4 separate regions of the Homo sapiens genome follow, and regions 1, 2 and 3 are each linked to region 4. Evidence: chromatin contacts called from ENCODE Hi-C or POLR2A ChIA-PET data. All regions are on one chromosome and are shown on one strand. Each heading gives the region's core, a stretch centred on a gene start or an enhancer-like site at or near the end of the contact. The rest is flanking DNA. Distances are from core to core; before and after follow the strand shown.

What was found. A loop is a pair of places that touch in the nucleus more often than their neighbours do. ChIA-PET counts read pairs that join two places held with the same protein, here RNA polymerase II (POLR2A). Pooled maps may share reads with other maps.
Region 1: a map of natural killer cell shows a loop between it and region 4 (2.8-fold over the local background). The contact joins two enhancer-like sites. A Hi-C loop is called at or near these places in 1 of 168 maps with a recorded cell type or tissue (natural killer cell) and 8 of 50 pooled maps. POLR2A ChIA-PET finds 5 or more read pairs at or near these places in 1 of 52 experiments (activated CD4-positive, alpha-beta memory T cell).
Region 2: a map of naive thymus-derived CD4-positive, alpha-beta T cell shows a loop between it and region 4 (6-fold over the local background). The contact joins the promoter of TBC1D5 here to the enhancer-like site in region 4. A Hi-C loop is called at or near these places in 1 of 168 maps with a recorded cell type or tissue (naive thymus-derived CD4-positive, alpha-beta T cell), 1 of 37 single-sample maps with no recorded cell type and 9 of 50 pooled maps.
Region 3: a loop to region 4 is called in a map of naive thymus-derived CD4-positive, alpha-beta T cell, with 4 times the contacts of the local background. The contact joins two enhancer-like sites. A Hi-C loop is called at or near these places in 1 of 168 maps with a recorded cell type or tissue (naive thymus-derived CD4-positive, alpha-beta T cell) and 7 of 50 pooled maps. POLR2A ChIA-PET finds 5 or more read pairs at or near these places in 3 of 52 experiments (Panc1, activated CD4-positive, alpha-beta memory T cell and activated T-cell).

The regions. Positions count from the first base shown.
Region 1 is chr3:16,308,266-16,310,965 of GRCh38, forward strand. It overlaps a transcript of OXNAD1 not described here. Among named protein-coding and RNA genes, the nearest start is that of OXNAD1, 44 kb to the left of the region's middle. Within about 2 kb of position 1,451, at least 4 of the 41 ENCODE cell types and tissues checked have a DNase peak (open chromatin) inside an H3K27ac peak, as active enhancers do; they include natural killer cell, where a contact is called at or near this core.
Region 2 is chr3:17,741,258-17,743,957 of GRCh38, forward strand. TBC1D5 (TBC1 domain family member 5) reads right to left here and starts at 1,374. Exons shown (of 23, transcript NM_001349074.2): 1 at 1,224-1,374. LOC105376975 (a long non-coding RNA gene) reads left to right here and starts at 1,687. Exons shown (of 2, transcript NR_135536.1): 1 at 1,687-1,861. RefSeq lists silencers at 861-1,060, 1,291-1,600 and enhancers at 1,060-1,763, 1,721-1,790.
Region 3 is chr3:16,285,042-16,287,749 of GRCh38, forward strand. OXNAD1 (oxidoreductase NAD binding domain containing 1) reads left to right here. Exons shown (of 9, transcript NM_138381.5): 5 at 1,301-1,407. Among named protein-coding and RNA genes, the nearest start is that of OXNAD1, 21 kb to the left of the region's middle. RefSeq lists a silencer at 1,220-1,359. Within about 2 kb of position 1,275, at least 5 of the 41 ENCODE cell types and tissues checked have a DNase peak (open chromatin) inside an H3K27ac peak, as active enhancers do.
Region 4 is chr3:17,150,483-17,153,182 of GRCh38, forward strand. No RefSeq gene overlaps it. Among named protein-coding and RNA genes, the nearest start is that of PLCL2-AS1, 97 kb to the left of the region's middle. RefSeq lists enhancers at 943-1,022, 1,023-1,524, 1,063-1,122, 1,323-1,492. Within about 2 kb of position 1,274, at least 4 of the 41 ENCODE cell types and tissues checked have a DNase peak (open chromatin) inside an H3K27ac peak, as active enhancers do; they include natural killer cell, where a contact is called at or near this core.

The DNA of each region.
Region 1 (2,700 bases), core at 201-2,700, 840 kb before region 4:
GCTATAGCAAATGGATGACTGGGTGAGTCACTGGAATGATGGATCTTAGGGGCCCAGGGGTAGCAGAGTGGGAAAGGCTGCACCCATGCTCTGGAGGGTAGGAGGATTGTTATATGGGACTCACAGCACAAACACGTGTGGATGCAGTGATTGTCAAATGATCCAAGGGCATGTCTTGTTGCTCCTATTTTTTTTTTCCTGTCTGAATGGAAAACAGCAATTTCCTCCATTCCTGGTTATTGCAGATGATCTGATAATTTAACCTGAGAGCCGTTATTTCATCTTATTTTATTTTAAAACTCAAAAGAAGTATACTGTTCTCATCTTAAACAGTGAGATGTCTGGTCTTTAATATTACTCTTTCTTAACATACAATAAGCTAGCAGTGTGGTGATGACATGTAGATACCTCCTAATGTGCCATAAAATCAAGGCATGCATTTTAAAATGTTTCGTGCCCAGAAATCCAAACTTTTATAGTTGTTGAGCAGCCATCTTCATATGGTCTGTTCTGAATTCTTAAAACCTGCAGGAGCTCATCAGCCTAACCTGGCCCCTTCCAGCTCATCCCCATGTCCTATTTTGCTATATTTGAGCATAACAAGATTTTATCTCTTCCTTTTTAAAAATTAATTACCTAATAAATATGACCAAAAATTGTTAAATAATTTTTTAATTACCTAATAAATGTGACCACAAATATTAAATAAAATTATATAGATTAAAATGCTGACGTTCTCTTCTCCCCCATCCTATTCCCTTGCCTAGAAGGAACTTCTGTATAAAAAACTTGCTGGGTATCCTTTTAGAAATTTTATGGTATATTAATCTTGTATACATATACAACTGTGGGTACCTATACAACTATGTCTCTCTTTCTTTTAATACACTTCAAATTCTTGCTATATACCATAATATACTTAACCATATCTCCATGATGGACATTTAAATTGTTTGGAGTTTTTGGCTATTACAAGCAATATTGCAGTAAACCTGTTTGTATAATTTTTCTGCACATACTCCTGTAGAATTACTAGAAGTGCCATTTCTGAATAAAAAATTGACTAGTATTACCAAGTTACCCTATAAAATGCCTAATCAGTTTATATTCTAACAGGGTATGAAAGTGCCCATTTCTAGCCAACATTAGATACCCTCAGTCTCATACTTAAGTATTTTTTTTCCCCTAATCAGTTAGATGAAAGGTGATTTTTTTAACTAACAATTTTCTGATTGAATTTTCTGATTGTTCCGTAGGCCTGTCTGTCTTTTCCCCTAATCAGTTAGATGAAAGGTGATTTTTTTAACTAACAATTTTCTGATTGAATTTTCTGATTGTTCCGTAGGCCTGTCTGTCTTAGAGACTATAGAAGCCCAGAGAGAAGAAACAAAAAATGAGGCAGATTGGTTGGCTGTGTGGGATGGTGGGAGGAACATGACACCAGGCTTCAAGAGACCTAAATCATGCCCATTCTACAACTTGTTTCCTGTGTGACTCATTCCACCTCTCTCTGAAACCTGCTTTCCTTATCTGTCGCTGTGGGTAGGACTATGCAATTTAAAATTGCTTTCAGCTTTACCTTTCTATAATTTCATGATAGAAAAATGGGCCTTAGAGATCAAGGTTGACTGTACTGAGAGATGTCTAAGGAGTATCTTAACTCTCTTCAAATATTTGATTGATTCTTGGGATGACTATTGTTTGTATCTCTGGGGTTGACAGAATAAGAAGACATTGTCTTGGACTGAAGCAAGGGAAAAGTTTGGTTTGATACAGGGGACTTTTGGACTATACTGCTGATTAAATTCTGGAGTCAGGGCTCAAGAGAAATAGTGGAATTACCGTTAGTAAGAAATAAAACTGACATTTGCCCATTGGGGCTTAAGGTGTACTTGACTGAGACAGGGACTGGATTGATAGTTCCCCAGGTTCATAAAAAGGAAGTGTTTTAGACAGTTATTAACTTACGCATTTTGTGGACCTAGAAACTGGTAAGTTTGCTAGTTGTTCTTTCTTCTAAGTTGATTCTCTTGTTTTTTTTTCATTGAACAATCAACAAGATAGGAGGTACCCAGGACTGAAGGTTCATGAAATCAGAGGTCCATTATAGGAAGCATTTTAATGCTCACCCTAATAAGTGAAATATATTTCTTACTATCTTTAAGCCTTTATATTATTTAGAGGCCACAGAAAAATCCAAATCCAAACTGAACTTAATGACTAGTGAGCAACACATTTAAATACACAAGTTTTACCACATTAAAGGATGAAAAGCCAGTCAGCAACATGGGATCATGTTTTAAAACTGTCTCTGGATGAATGAATATCTCTACTCTTTCTTCAAGACCCAGTCCCTACAGTTGACAACCAGGGTGGTTCTCCACCAATTCCTGGCTCAGGGCTTTGCTGGAATTGCCAACATTACCATTAGAAATCATTTGGGGCTGGGCGCGGTGACTCACGCCTGTAATCTCAGCACTTTGGGAGGCCAAGGTGGGCAAATCACCTGAGGTCGGGAGTTCAAGACCAGCCTGACCAACATGGAGAAACACTGTCTTTACTAATAATGTAAAAATTAGCCGGGCGTGGTGGTGCATGCCTGTAATCCCAGCTACTCGGCAGGCTGAGGCAAGAGAATTGCTTGAACCTGGGAGGTGGAGGTTGTGGTGAGCCGAAATTGTGCCATTGCACTCCAGCCTG
Region 2 (2,700 bases), core at 124-2,623, 590 kb after region 4:
TGAGTGTTCTGTGATACTGCAGATAGCTGTAAAAATTAAAAATGCTCAAGTTTACAAATGAATTCAGAGATATGGTATGAAAAGTACCAAGACACGGAATCAGAAAAGCCCAAAGAGAAAAACCAATATATAAATGAATTTCTTTGCCACCGATAGCAAAGGCTCATTTTTCAACAATACCTATTTATTGCTTCCTGCTTTAAGTATTTTGTGCAAGAGCACAACACTTATAAAGGTTTACAAAAGAATTACCGGGTCTAGAAATTCCAGGCAACCTGGTCCAAACGTGTGAAACCTGCATGTTAAAATCTTAGGATTTTGTCCAATTCAGAGTTGACAAATGAACTCTTTCCAGAAAGTTATTATTCGAAAAAAACCTACAGGATGTTAACTTTAAACACAGATTATAATTCCTGTAACTAAAACGAGTAACTGGTATCGAACAAATTCTAGGTCACTTGTAGAATCGAATCTTGTAGTGAAGGTCTGTGTGTTTTTCCAGGAAAAGTCGGGGTGGGGAGCGGGATTTGCCCTCCCTGCGAATTTTTTTTTTTTTTTTTTTTTTTTTTTTTTTGCTCTTATCCTGAAAGACCTCCGTTTCTTACGTGTGAATAAACTTAAGTCGTACTAAATCCAGGTCACGGTTCCCTTCCTCAAAAGTGAAGTCAAGGCTTCTCTCTTCTAAAGACTATTAAGGTTTGAGGATTCAGGGCCCGTTTCGCTTCCGGCTAGGGAAGGAAGCGTGCTTCCCGGGGCCCAAATGAACATGGAAATTTACTAAGTAGGAAGTTGAGCACTAGTCCAGCCGCCAGGCCCTGCCTTTACTGCAGTTGGCCTTCCAGTCTAGACCCCGACCTCCTGGGGCAGGGAAAGCAGGCAGACTGCAAGCAGCCACCCCGCCCAGCTCGCCCTGCCCGCCCTGCCCGCCAGGGAGCTGAAGGGTCCACCCCTCCCGCCATCCACCCCCGACGCCGACTCCGAGGCGCACAAACGGGGGGCGGTGCGGCAACCCGTCCGCCGTGGCGGCGGCACCCTCAGGCCCTCCCGTGAGAAGGCGGCGGCGGCTGCGGCTGCAGCAGCGGCGCGAAGGGGGGCGAAACCTGTCCTGAGGCTGAGTGGGAGGCCGGGGCGGGAACGACTGCATGTGGGGCTGCACTGGAGGAAGGCGGAGGCGTTCAGAGGGCTTGGGCTTTTTTACGATCATCATCATTATTTTATTTTACCTGTGGCGCAGAAGGGCTCCCCAGCTCCTATTCCCTGAATCCTCCTCCTCCTCCCCTCCTCTTTCTCTCTCTCTCCCTCAGTCTGCAGGGCGCTCGCGGAAGCGGCCGGGCCCGGCCCGACCTGAAAGAGAACAGGGCGGGAGGGGGTGGCGGCGGTGACCAGCGGCCACGTGACCACGCTCGCGCCGTAACGGCGGCCGCCTCCCGCCGCGCGCCCTCCCCGCGCTCCACCTCTAATAACCTCGCGGCCCGCGCGCCTGGGAAGCTCGTGCGCAGGCGCCCGCACGGGACCTGAAGTCTGCGCGCGAGCGCAACGCGCTCGCTCTCGGGTCCGGGTTTCTGGGGCCCGCGAGGCGCGAGAAGCGAGTAGGTGGGGAGTGAGCCGCGGGCAGAGCTCTCCTTGGCTGAGCCGGCAGGCTGCTGAGCGCATGCGCCTGAGGGCTTTTACCCCTCCCTTCTCTCCCTGCTTCCAACCGGCGCGCGGCTGGAGGCTGGGAACCAGCTCCTGGGTCTTAGTCAGAGGTTCACATCCACCAACTATCTTCCCAGGGTTGGACTGAGAAGGGGAGCAGAGGGTCCCAGGGACTCTCCTGAGATCCTGGCTCTCCTGCCAAGGAATTTACATTTCCTTGTCACAGGTAAATGGCCTTCCATGCCACATTTTTCTGTGGCTGAGTAGGCTTCTAACTCAGCTCATCTGTCACTTTCTCCGTGAAACTTACCCCTGCCTACTTTAGAGGAGTCACTAGCACTTTGTGCAGACCTACCTTGTAGTACAACCCATAGAAAGATAAAGGTTAGGAGTTATTTTTTCACAAGCCCACAATACTAGACTGTGGTTTCTATCTTTATCTCATAAACTTGGACAGGGTCTTCAGTGTTGTAGTATCTCCCTAAACGTCTGATGACTATCAGAACACAGGGAATGTCTAAAACTTTTATCGTTGCCCTTGGTCTCTGCATAATCATGATTTAAGATCCCCTTTAACCCAAGCACGTGGGAAGGTGGTGTTTGTTTCCCCAGTATGAAAGCCTTTAAATCATAATGTTAATTAGAGTGGTAAATGCTTCACTTAGTAAAAGAGATTTATGGTATTTTATTAGCTTATCTTCACAAAGAGCTCCAACGAAAATTGATACTGTTTAGTCCAGAAAAGGAAACCAAGTCAGAGAAAGGTCAGATTTCTGAAGGTTATCTAGCTTCAGAGGAAGATGCCTGTGTGGGAGACCTTTGTGGACAAACACCCCACTTCACACAGAGATCCCTCTTTTTCTGTTGCCCCTCTTTCTGTTGCAGAAACTGAACAGGTTAAGTTAGTGCCTGTGGCCAGATTTAATCCGGCCAGATTTATTTATTTATCAAATAAATAAAATGTAAAAACTCCCTAATTGGGAGTTCTGGCTAGACCAGTCATCATCACTGTTAGACTGGTGAATACTGAGATGATAGTCAAGAAATGGGGCTAGCAACAAAATG
Region 3 (2,708 bases), core at 25-2,524, 870 kb before region 4:
AGGGTCAGTAATGGAAAATTACCCCAGTTGATTTTTAGGAGAGGAGCAAGAGAGGGTTGACAAAAATATGGAGAAAGAAAGGTTAGGTATTTTGCAGGAGGGAGAGAAAGGTAGATAATACTAGAAGATACTTTGAGGTGGTGAGAGAGACCACCATCCATCATGAGAATTATCCAGTGGATTTTTGAAAATGGTCTCCACTAATAGTTTGATGAGATTTAGTAGTCCTATTGGAGTAGAGGGCCTGCATGAGCTAGCATTAGGATGGGACGTTCATTGACCTTGACAGATTTCCAAAGCACCCTTTGGTGGAGCTGTGAAGGTCACACTTTCCAAGGAGAGGGCTATATTTTGGTTAGTTGCTGATTTGCTGCCACAAGTAAAGATGAACAGACATAGAAGGTTGAGGAAGGAAAGAGTCATGTTGTCTTTTTTCTTTGCTTGTGAAGATGTCCCAGGCTTACAGGACAAAGAAACACAAAGCAGATGAAAGAATAAAGGAAATAGATACCTTTTGAATTTGAGGGGTGTTGAGCCATGAATGGCACATACCTGCATAGCTCCCGAGTCAAACCTATTCAAGGCTTTCCAGAAATCAGATACATCATGTAAAAATAGTGCTTCTCAAATTATCTGTAGGGAAGGGCTCTTTTTATTGTTAAGATTGTGATCTGTTTCCATTTTATAAAATATCGTGTGATAAAAAATGAATTTGAAAATTAATTAAAAACAAAGACATGAAGAATGCAAACCCATTTTGTTTTCTGTTACTAGACTCAATAGGCACAAGATTGTTCTGTGAAATTGTTAAAAGTTTCTAAGTGCCTGCTTTTGATTTCTGAAATTAGCTCTTTGTGGGCTCCTTACACCCCCAGAAGCAAGAGTGGGCCTCACTTTGCCCAGTGCTGATGGAGAATTTAACGGCAGCTCCTTGATAAGACCCTGGCTTGTTTACAGAGTTCCAATTCCCTGAGCTCTTCCCAGAGTGCCTAGCCCAGTGCACAGCACATTGTGGATACTCATCAGATAAATGCCGGTTAAAAGATCCCTTGAATAGATGATTTTTGAATGTAGGATAAAATTAAATTAGTATGATAGCAAGTCTCTCAAAAAAAAGTTAATTAAAATGTATTCACATGGTGGTAGGCTGAACTAAAGCAAAGTGTGTTTTACCTTGTTTGGCAATTTTCAAAAACCACATCTTTGTAGGTTTCAAAAACCTTAGTTCTCAGGATGCCACCATTTGTCCCTTGTGCTGTGTACGCACTAACCTCAGCCACAGTTCATCTTTTGGTTTTAGATTGTGTCAGCAGCTAAGGTGTGTGGAGCTGCCAGTGAGTCACCGTCAGTGAAGAGCCTCCGCTTGCTTGTTGCTGATCAAGACTTTTCCTTTAAAGCTGGCCAGTGGTAAGTGACTTTTCTGTGTTCCATGTATGTATGTTCAAGAAGGTGCCATCAGATAGAAGGTATTATTTTTTCTCCTGGAAAAGGCTAGCCATTCCCTTGAGGAAGAGGAATTCTAAATCATATCTGCTCAGGGTGAGCCTTTGTTGGCACAGAGGATCTGATTCCTTTTCTGGCCTCAGAGCCCACTTGGGTTTTGAGCCCGTGGCTCCCTCAGTCGTATATGAAAATTGCTGTCTTGTGTTTTCCACATTCAAACAAAGCTAGTTCTGGCCCATGGAACTGACAGCTCTGATAATTAGACTCTTCAGGAATGGTTGCTAACAGAATGCACTTCAGTAATCTAATCTCCTTGAGTTACGTGTTGCAGGAGATTCATAGGTTTTTTAAAAGTAGTCTTCTTCGTGTCCAATGCAGAGTAAACAAAGTATCCTGAAGAGAAGAGGAACTAGTGATGTCATCACAGGGCTCACTACCCTCTTGACTGAATTTGTCTATCATATGTACCTTATTTGGGTTGAATTTAAATACTTTGCCTAATTTGTTATCAGGATTCCCCAGTCAGGCCCAGCTCCCCAGAACCCCCACACAAATCATAAGTCTGTCCCATTTGACTCGGGACTGATCAGCATGCTGACTGGGTAACATTTCCTCCGAATGGGGCCTCCCTGAGCTTCAATTCAAGTTCAATTGTAAGGAAAGCAACTTGAATTTCCCTAGGAAAGGTGTGTTTGGGTGTGTGTGTCCTTTATTTTAATAAAGCATTCATTTCTAAATGGATTTCTGGCATGTCAGTCTTGATAGTGTTTCTTAGGAGTCACTTGACTAATTTTGGCAGTCCATCTGGAAATGTGGTTTTGTTAGAAGGAGGATGTGTGATAATAGCAAGTGTGATAATAGCAAGAGTTAGCAGTCTTGTGTGTTAATAGTTTGCCTTTGAATTTAGAACTAGAAAACAAGATGCTGATTGCAATAATTTGGGTTTGTGAAGCAATTTACTGCAATCTTTGCACATGTTCGATGATACACATTAAATGCATTTTGCCTGTTTTAGGGGGCGGGCAACATATTTACCCTTCAAAAATGGTTTAGCAGTCATTATATTGAAAAGTGGAAACTTTAATTGTAATGATCTGTTTTCCATATTTCCTTTCTGTGGAAATGTTTGTGTCCTGTGCAAAGCACTGTCTCCGTGCCTTCAACTCTGAATCCTGCCAAGACTCAGACCCAGCCTCCTGGTTAGGAAAAGCCTGTGCATTGGTTATTGTGCTGCCACCGTGGTGTGCCTGCAAGTGTAATGCACT
Region 4 (2,700 bases), core at 24-2,523:
ATTTAGTGGGTCACATCCAGCACTTATGAAAGTAAAATAGAATCAAATAAAATAGGGGAGGAGGTATCAGAATGAGAAAGGTATTGCATGCGGTATGAGGATGTTTGTTTCACGAGCCTTCTGTTTCAGGGTGTGTATGGTGTGTGTATTCAGGGGTTAGGGTATGGGGGTAGAGGCAGCTGACTGGCTAGCAAAGCTGTACTCCTCTCCATAGTATCAGTGTGTCCCTAGGAAGGGGCTGCCCTTGTGTCTAGGTGGGCCGCTGGGTGACTTGCTTTCCCAGTGGAATGTGATTAAAAGTGACACTTTACTTCTTAGTCAAAGTGTCTCTGACATTGGTGGGAAAGTCCTAAAGGATGGAGCCTCAATGTGGCTGGGTCCCTGAATCACTGCATGGAGGAGAGTCACACACAAACCAGGAAGCCTCACTTTGATACTTATGTCTGTGAGAAATGGACTTCTCTTGTTTTAAGCAACTGACATTTTGGAACCTGTGTGTTATATAGCAGCAGACACAATCCTATTTAATATATCATGGAATATATTTTTAAGCCAGTCAAATTTCATCATAAAATGTATTTATTACTGTGGGGTCTGGTCAAAAAAGTTTGAAAAAAGTGCCTGCTCGGCTGGGCGTGGTGGCTCATGCCTATAATCCCAGCGCTTTGGGAGGCCAAGGTGGGTGGATCATGAGGTCAGGAGTTCAAGACCAGCCTGGCCAAGATGGTGAAACCCCATCTCTACTGAAAATACAGAAAAATTAGCCGGGTGTGGTGGTGGGCACCTGTAATCTCAGCTACTCGGGAAGCTGAGGTGGGAGAATTGCTTGAAACCCAGGAGGTGGAGGTTGCAGTGAGTTGAGATCGTGCCACTGCACTCCAGCCTGGGCAACAGAGCGAGAATCGTCTCAAAAAAAAAAAAAAAAAAAAAAAAGCCAGCTCTACCCCAGCCTCCTTATTTTTCAGATGGAGTGTCAGAGAGAGTGGGGCCTACCCACTGTCTCCTGGACGAGCTGGGACCAAACCCAGCCTACGCAGGAGGGGTCATAACATGAGGCCTGTATCTGCTTTGTTCCCATGGAATCCGGTAAAGTGGATCCCCAGTTCGACTCCAGCAGGCCCATCTCTCACCTGTCTGCCACGTCCACACTGCCACCAGGGACAGAGCTAACATCTGGCTCTGCTTCATGAGGCCTCCAGCCCCAGAGCAGCTCAGGGACAGGAAGGATGAACTCTGCCTGGCCTTGCTGAGCTAGTTCTCGGGGCTCCCACTGCAAGCTCTGTGGTTAACGCCTCTGCTGACAGCGGACAGGACAGACTTTCTCTGAAAGTCTGAGTTTCTCTGAATCTCTGAGGTGCAGGATTCTCAGAAACCCAGCGGCAGCCTTGCCACGCACCACCGCTGCGACACTGGGTGAGTCACACACATGCCCAGGAACATGCCTCCATATCTTGTGACAGGGTGAGTTTGGTCCCTGGTGCTGGTGCTGCACGGTAGATGGAAGCACAGCGGCTGCTGCGATCATGCAGAGCTTGTCACCTCCAGGAGTTAGAAGCCACCCAAATCCTGCCATTCAGGTGCTGGGGGAGGGAAAGTCCTGAGGGGCAGAGCTTCTGGGCTGTCTGCACACATGTGGCCACATCAGCCCAAGGCTTTGCCTTCCCCATCACCGGCCCCCATGGGGAGACTGGGAGGAGTTAATGCAGGTGACAGCCAGACCCAGGGCCTGGAGTTTGACAGGCTTAATACCCTTGCAACACCCCTGCGAGGTGGCCAAGCTAGGCATTTGCCCCAGCCCCACCCCCCAATATTAACGACGGGGAAATGGAGGCTCCTGGAGCTTGCTTGTCTTGCTCATAGTCCCCTCTTGATTGGCTGACAGCGGGATAGATGGACCCCTGGCACCTTGAGGGAGGAGTCAGGCAGGCAGGGCTCACGGCACTGGTGTCTGATGGACACTAACATCTCTGAATGAACTGGGGTTGGTTGACACTGGCTTCTATCTTTCCCCAACCTGTAAGCAGCCTGGGATTTGATCAGAGTTGATTATGACTCTTTCCCCAGGGGTGATGTTTGTGGGAGGGGCAACGTTTATGGGAATGAAAGCAAAGAATGACAAAGAGGTTTAGGAAAAACCTGGGACTGGCTGGTCCTCAAGATCTGGGGAGGAGGTGGTTTCTGCGCTCTCCCCCACCCCACCGTTCTGGGCTCCCAGAGTCATCTACTCATCTCCTCCTCCTCTACATATTCATATTCACCCCTCACACTCCAGTGGCCCAAGCTCAGTCCCTTCAAGGGAGGCTGGTCTAGTTGTGTCCCTCCCCAGGGGGAAAGGGAACTGGGGCTTCCTGAAGGGTCTCTGCCACATCCTTCCCATCTGAAATTATCTCATTCATTCACTGGGCATTGCCTTTCTCTCCCACTGGACTGCAAGCTCCCTGAGGACAGGCATCTTATCCATCTTGTTCACTGCATGTCTCCAGCCCCCAGCACAGTGTTTGGCACATGGTAGGCTCATAAATATGGGTAAATAAATAGCTAAGGCTCAGAGTCCCTCTTTTCAAGATAAGAAATGCAGAATCTGGACTTGGACATGAATATATTCAGCAGAATGCAGGGAGGTGTAGGACAAAGGCCTGGAGAACGTGTACAGTCCTAAGATGGGAGAGTTTACAAGAGATGGATCCTGCTAGTCAGAGT